Linked DNA regions of Homo sapiens: all the other regions are linked to region 2. Evidence: chromatin loops called from intact Hi-C (ENCODE). Cell type or tissue: heart right ventricle. All regions are shown on one strand.

Region 1 (2,500 bases), 760 kb after region 2:
AGAGATTTTTAAAAACTCACTTTGGTATGATATAGGAGCTGGCATCCAATCTGTGACTTCATAGATGTTATTGCTTAGAGTGAGGCCAAATTAAAAAAAAAAAAGTTGAGTTCTTTTAAAGAAAACTATTTGTATAGCAAAGTACAAAATCCAGGTGGAAAATAGCACACCCAAGACAGATACAACCAAACTAACATTCTAGAAAGATGGCTCAGGCAATACCCTGGGGTGTAGGTCAGGGTACAGGAGAGGAGGCTGTTCCATTGGTCCAAGGCAGAGGAAATGAGGCTTGAGATGAGGGCTGGGGCTGCAGGCGAGAAGCAGTGGGGTGAAAGGAGCTGGCTGGACCGGGAGCAGGTGAGGAAGCTGGCAGGATGGCCCAGAAGGTGTCGTGGCTCCCATGGGTATTTATTTATTTATTTATTTATGAGACAGAGTCTTGCTCTTGTCACCCAGGCTGGAGTACAATGGCATGATCTCAGTTCACTGCAACCTCTGCCTCCCAGGTTCAAGAGATTCTCCCGCTTCAGCCTCCTGAGTAGCTGGGATTACAGGCACCTGCCACCACGCCCAACTAATTTTTGTAGTTTTACTAGAGACCGGGTTTCACCATGTTGGCCAGGCTGGTCTTGAACTCACAACCTCAAGTGATCCACCCGCCTCGGCCTCCCAAAGTGCTGGGATTACGGGCATGAGCCACCACGCCTGGCTGGTCTTCTTTTAAGACTTAGCACAGGAGCTTCTACATGGTAGCTACTCAGTAAATATTTAACAAATTTGTGGATGAATGAGTAACTGTGAGTCTCTTCATCCAAATAATCCGGGGGACTTCTCATGCCCTTCTCTGGGGGAAAGATGCCTCTATAGAGGAGACAATTAGAAGGAGGCCAGGGACACTGCAGAGGGACGGCCTGCCCCGCCTGTCAGGCTGGCTGCAGTGGAGCCCTCTTCTGGCCAGCCTTTGCCGCTTGCAGAGTGACAGGTTCAAAGAATGAGAAGTTCCTGCAGCAGATGGGAAAATGATGAGGGCAGGGCCTGGCCTCAAAGACAATTTCATTGACACTCCCATTAATCACCTTTGGCCCTGAGTCCTTGGGGGCGTTGGGGGTGGAGGTTAGTGGAAGGGAGGGGCCAGAATGCTCAACTAACTCAGTCCTCCTCCTGACAGTGGAGAGGGCTGGGAGAAGGACTCCATCTCTTAAGTTGCTCATATGGACTTTTCACGAGTTATTCCAGACTGGCTGCAGAAAACATCATGCACAATCCTAGGTGACATTCCAGGAGGGACCAGGACAGTCTGCCTGCCCCCAGGCAGTCACATTCAGGGCAGAATGGCCAGGGAGGGGGCTAATATTTGGAGAGTCCCTTCCGTGTACCACTCACCACAGCAGGAGCTTTACATATGTTGTCTGAGGTCATTGCCACGACAACTGTGCAGGATGGGTAGTTTTTGCAGATGAGGCCTCAGAGGTTTGGGGGACTGAGCTCCTTAGTGAGGGCCAGACAGCCAGTAGGTATCGTCACTGGAAGTCGAACTGGGCTCTTTCGAATTCTAAAACTCATGTTCTCTCTAATACTCACAGCCTTACTCTCTATCCAAAATAGACCTCTGGGCTCTGTGCCTAAAGCAATAGAAAATGTAGACAAAGGACATGATACTTGGGACAGAACTATTTTGGGATGTTTTTGTGGCTAGATGCTCTGGACCTGGGGAGAAAGCCTTAAGACAAAATCTGTTAGGTCAAGGGCCTCGGGTGGATACCTTATCTGTTTATGCAACCCATAGGGAAGGGAGCTCCAGCAGAGGATACAGCACACGCAAAGGCATGGAGGTGTGACAATGGCAATTTGTTCACAGCATGGAAATGAGAGAGGGGTGGACGTGCCCAGAGGGACGAGCTGGGCTGCTGGGCCCTTACAGTCTTACAGTTCCTTCTGTAAGAGCAGAATCTGCTCTGAGCCAGGCAGGATGCTCTAGGGAAGGAGTCAATGCTTGCACCATCCAGAGCCCCTTTGTTGGTAATGGGACTCAACTCCCAGCCAATCTAAATGGGAGACATTCTAGAAAATATTAGAGAGTTATCTAGAAGCTGGTGGGTGAACGGTATTGAAGGGGTGCAGAAATAACCGTAGCATTTTTTTGAAGAACTTAGGAGTGGCATCTTATTCTCTCATAATGTATGTTTGCAGCAGAGTAATGAGTAGGACAATCAGATACACATTTATCCCATAGCTCGTGTCAAACAAAAGGAGCAGGAATTCGGAGACAGTCATTTCACCCATAGGATGTGACTGATATTTTCCATATTGACACAGTGTGGCCCAGTGTTAATGCAGGTCATCAACACTCTTTTACCAAGTTTTTACCGCTTGCCAGGAACTGGGACTAGGCAGTGAACTAGGCAGACACGGCCTCTCATTGAACTTATAACCCTGGTATATCTAGGGAGGCCGGGAAATGGATAACTAAACGCATCATTGCATCCAAGAGTTTTGGCCA
Region 2 (2,500 bases):
TAGCCCTCCAATATCCTTTTCATTTTCTTTAATAGTTTTATTGATATATAATGTGCCTACCATATAATTCATCTGCTTAAGGTGTACAATTCAATGGCTTTTAGTGTATTCAGAGTTTGCATCCACCATCACAATCAGTTTTAGAACATTTTCATTAACCCAAGAAAATGACCCCTTAGTCATCACCCCAAATACCTCCTCTCTCCAGTTCCTGGCAACCACTAACCAATCTACTTGCTGTTTCTATGGATTTACCTATTCTGCGTACCTCATATAAATAGAGTGATATGTTAGTCGTCTCTTGTGTCTGGTTTCTTCCTCTTAGCATCATGTTTTGAAAGTTTATCCCTGCGACAGCATCTACCAGTTCATCATTTCTTTTTGTGGCTAAGTAATACGCCATTGTATGGATATACCACATTTTGTGTATCCATTCATTAGTTCATGGATTTTGTGTCTATTATGAATAATGCTGCCATGAGCATCTGTGTTGTCCACAAGTTTCAGCATGGACTTCTGTTTTCATTCCAATATCCTTTGATGACATGTCTTGGCAGTGATGTCTATGACACTGGGCAAGTGTCTTAAAATGTTGTGCATCAGAAAAAAGTCATCATTGCCAAGGCCAGCAGATCTCGAAAAGGGGGCTGGGATACGTTGGTGATTTTTTTCATGCTCTACTTACAGTATGACTCGTAACTGTTAATGGCTGAGCTCCTCCTTAGGTGAAGAAGGAAGGCAATGGCGTTTTCTATTCTGGGCCTCCCTGCTTCCAGCGATAGCAAGGAGCGAAATGAGATGCTGTCTAAGAAAGGAAGGTGCTGCGATCTTTGATTACTACACAGCCTCGGCAGTGTTTGTATGATTAATGAGTCCATGTTTCAGACGTTCCCATTTAATGTATTTGAGCCTTCTAACAACATTGCCTTTCATATGTTGCTGACTGTTTTTGAGATTTATGAGGCCTAACTCGCAAGCGATGTGTGTCTGGATTAAGAGAACCTGAGAATCTCTATTTATGTCTGACCCCAGGAAATTCCCTTTAAGCTGCTTATCAGAGGTGCATGCTGAGAGCATGATGGGAAGATGGAGTCTTCCATCCGCTGGTAAAATCTGGAATCTGCTCTCATTTCATTTTCACTGAACTGAAAATAAGGTAACAGACCCTCAGGTCTACCTATAAGTACCTTCCAACTGTTCCACTTTTGTAAATTTAGTTCAGATAATACATATGCTGAAATTCCTATATCCCCCCCATACTCCAGATCTTCAGTGTGGAATTTAAATATAATTCCTTATTGTAAAAAAAAAAAATTTTTTTTTGATCAAGGTGATTTTGATAAACTAAATGCATCTTTAATTTTACTCACAGCAAAGCGATTCTTTATTTTCTCTCTAAAAGCATAATTGATGTGCCATGATCTTTGTCTTTGCATTTTTAAAACTGAAAGAACATTTCCACACCATTAGAAATAAGATTTCTTCTTAAAAATATTCACAAGGTGCAAACACTTACATGTGTATATGCATGATTTCACCACCAGGGGGCATTGTGGTTTGACTGTCCAGTTAAAGAGCCTGTGTTCTATCAGTTTACCCAGAAACTAGAAGGCCTGCGAGTATTTCTGATTCCTTCCAAGAAGGATTCATATCTGGAAGAGAACAGATGTCGACTCTTTTTCCTCTCTAGCAAACAGTAGTGTTGTCAAATTTGCTAAACTTAGCCAGTTGAAGATTAACATGCAATATATAATATGCATGCGACTAAGTGTACAATAAATAGTAAATCACATTTTTATGCTTTCTCTGAACTTGGAAGCTGCAAGTTATGTTTTTTTTATTCCCTGGGTGTGATGAAATAAATAACATTCAAATACATCTTAAAGATGTCAGTCAGGGGGAAAAAAGTGCTTGGCAACTGTGTTTGATAGATTTCTTTTATGATTAATTCTCCTATTAAGTTTTAATGACTTCAAAGATACAAAGCTAGAAACTACAAAACTAGGCATGGTTAATAAATAACTGAAATACCAGGTGTATAGAAATGCATCTGTGGAAAAATGAAATCATGTATTCTCTAGGATATATTAGGAAATGGCTCTTTGGCAAGTCTAGAGGGTAAAGTATCCCTGAAGGGGGAAAAGGTTTAAAAACAGTAAACTAAAGAAGATTGTTTTTCTGAAAGAAATTCCCAGGAGAAAGGTACTTTCTGAGATTCACATATGTAGATTACATTGTTATGAACCAACATTTATAAGCAAGCTTGATCTCTCAGAATGCGTTTGTCTATCTCAGATTTTCAAGAATCCTCATACAAATTGTCCAGGGTTTCCACCTCGCAGTTTTCTTCCAGGGTTGCTATGGCATGGAAAGTACATTGCTATTTTGTTATGTAAATGCTCAACAGACTGGCTCATTCCAGAAGTGGGCGTCGTGATGCCAGTGTCTTCGTAATACTATCTTTCTTTCCCCTTTAGCACCCAGAACTTATGAAATATGA
Region 3 (2,500 bases), 2.0 Mb after region 2:
ACCACAACACCTGGCTAATTTTCCTATTTTTTCTAGAGATGGGGTTTCACCATGTTGCCCAGGCTGATCTTGAACTCCTGGGCTCAAATGATCCTCCTACCTCAACCTCCCAAAGCGCTGGCATTACTGGCGTGAGCCACCATCCCCGGCCTCATGCCTAACGTTATGCTAACTATTGTGCTATCCTCTGCAGTTAATTACAGAAAACACCTGCACAAAAATGCGTGGCAGTCAATGCAGTAGAGAAGAGATAAAGACCTAACTTGGGGTTTCTGAACAAATAGTCCCTGTCCATAGACCATGAGCAAAGGTGGACGCAAACAGCCCTGACAAGTGAGCGGTTCTAAAGGCGTGCAACCTGCAGCTGTCAGTATCAGGTAAGTTGTGGAGAATTACCTCGAAGGTGGCTAGGGTTGAATCCTGGTATCCTGTCTCTGTAAGGAACCAGAGGATGTTGCCTACAGCCTGTTTCTGCTCTCAGGCCATTCTCTTTGCACTTCAAATATCGTGGGGAAGGTGTTTTGCATTCATGTTACGGAGGGTAATTGTTGTGAGTTCATCTATCAAAAAGCCACTGATGGGTACATTTACATAAGAAAGAGAGAAATGAAAGTCAACGAAAGCCCAAGTCTCAGTTGTTTGACTTCTGTGCGCCACAGGGCACAGTTCTCCAAAAACAGACCGAACTGTGGGCAAAGGACAGCTTAGCTGTTTAGAAGTAAGGAAAGCCTTTCCTTTGGTCAACCCTGATTATGCTCTATAGGGGCATTAGGTTACCACTGAGAAACTGTACTGTCCTACCCTCATCCCAAAGATGGGGACTCCGTGATCTGACAGAGCCCTCTGCCTGTCGGGGAGACCTGGCCGTGAGAGCAGGGCACCCGGGCCCTGAAACCGCAGGGATGGGGGTGCACGCCGGGCCATGACAAAGGAAACAGCGCCATCTTGTGGCTCCAGGAGAGATGAGCTACACTTCCCGCCCATTGTCTCACGAGGGCACGTAGTTAACTTACCAAGAAGAAATTTGAAATTTGGAAAACAGAAGTCAACCGTGCCTTTATGGACAGCATGGTAGGCAAAACCTGGCCCAGTCCCATTTTGTCTGATCTGTGGCTAAGGGAGAGAAATGGCAGTGTGTTAAGGGTCGTCACCACCAAATGTAGGCGCTCCTGGGGACAGCAAAGCATTCCCTCACTTGGCATCAGGAGGGACCGGTCCTTGACCCAAGCACAGATCCTTTCGGGTGCAAAAAGAGGACCAAGATAGAGGTCATGGATTACGTTCTGGATGTTGGTGACAATGGCTGCAAATAAAAAGCACTTAAGATTTGCGAGGCACTCTGCATGCATTAATGAATAATTAATAATTAATGAACTAATACTTAAGGAATAATTAAACAGTTGCTTAAAATTAACCCTCATAGCAACCCCAGAGGAGGTAAGGTGCTAGTACTATCTCCATTTTTCAGATGAACAAACTAAGTCCCTCGGAAACAATGCAGAGTACCCTGGGCTAGGTCACCCAGGTAGCTAGGATGACAGCCAAAATTAAAACACAAGCCTGTCTAACTCGAGTCTCATGCCCTGAAGTTACTTCTACAGTTTCTTACATGATGCTCCAGAAACCAGCTACACTGGATACACACAGCATGTATACTGAAATACAAAAATATCTCACCCTACCCTAAACATACCGAGTCAGAATCCCTGGGTGGGTGTGAGAATTGGCACTTTAGCAAGTTCCGCAGGTGATGAGATACCCAGCCCACAGGTGCCCTGGCTAAACTGTGTCTCCCAAAGTTTGTGTGTTGAAGCCCTAATCCCCAGTATGATGGTATTTGGAGATGGGGCCTTTGGAACTGCTTCTTTTGGATGAGGTTATGGTGGTGGTGCCCACATGATGGGATTAGCACCCTTATAAGAAGAAATGACCTACTGGGTGAGGTGGCTCACTCCTGTAACCCCAGCACTTTGGGAGGCCAAGGCGGGCGGATCATGAGGTCAGGAGATTGAGACCATCCTGCCTAACACAGTGAAATCCTGTCTCTACTGAAAATACAAAAAAAAAATAAATAAATAGGCGTGGTGGCGGGCATCTGTAGTCCCAGCTACTCGGGAGGCTGAGGCAGGAGAATGGCGTGAACCCGGGAGGCGGAGCTTGCAGTGAGCCAAGATCGCGCCACTGCACTCCAGCCTAGGCGACAGAGCGAGACTCCATCAAAAAAAAAAAAAAAAAAAAAAGAAAGAAGAAATGACCAGAACTCTTTCTCTTTCTACCGTGCAAAGACATATCAAGAAAGCAACTGTCTGCCAGCCAAGAAGAGGGACTTCTCTGAAAACCAGCCATGCTGGACCTTGATCTTGGACTTCCAGAACTGTGAGAAATAAATTTTTGTTGTTTAAGCCACCCAGTCTATGGTATTTTGTCATGGCAGCCCGAGCGGATTAACGCACCAGGATACATATCCGTGGGCCAGGTCATGCGAGCTCATCAGTAAATA

The links. A loop is a pair of places that touch in the nucleus more often than their neighbours do. Peaks named below come from ENCODE experiments on the same cell type or tissue, not always from the same donor. Only the 100,000 strongest peaks of a DNase experiment are listed, where the experiment ranks them.
Region 1: it touches region 2 in a loop (2.7-fold over the local background); 7 of 110 quality-filtered maps call a loop at or near these places.
Region 3: it touches region 2 in a loop (4-fold over the local background); 8 of 110 quality-filtered maps call a loop at or near these places.

Annotation. Positions count from the first base shown.
Region 1 is chr16:79,260,742-79,263,241 of GRCh38, forward strand. It overlaps a transcript of MAF not described here. Among named protein-coding and RNA genes, the nearest start is that of MAF, 340 kb to the right of the region's middle. In heart right ventricle, a CTCF peak has its summit at 953 (motif pointing left); a DNase peak (open chromatin) is centred at 970; H3K27ac peaks cover 1,252 bases.
Region 2 is chr16:78,502,147-78,504,646 of GRCh38, forward strand. All of the region lies in intron 8 of WWOX (WW domain containing oxidoreductase), which reads left to right. Among named protein-coding and RNA genes, the nearest start is that of WWOX-AS2, 3.4 kb to the left of the region's middle. In heart right ventricle, CTCF peaks have their summits at 1,548 (motif pointing right) and 1,751; a DNase peak (open chromatin) is centred at 1,550; H3K4me3 peaks cover 33 bases; H3K27ac peaks cover 295 bases.
Region 3 is chr16:80,465,648-80,468,147 of GRCh38, forward strand. The region is part of intron 2 of DYNLRB2-AS1 (DYNLRB2 antisense RNA 1); the gene reads right to left. Among named protein-coding and RNA genes, the nearest start is that of DYNLRB2, 74 kb to the right of the region's middle. RefSeq lists enhancers at 218-800, 801-1,382. In heart right ventricle, a CTCF peak has its summit at 957 (motif pointing left); a DNase peak (open chromatin) is centred at 944; H3K27me3 peaks cover 965 bases.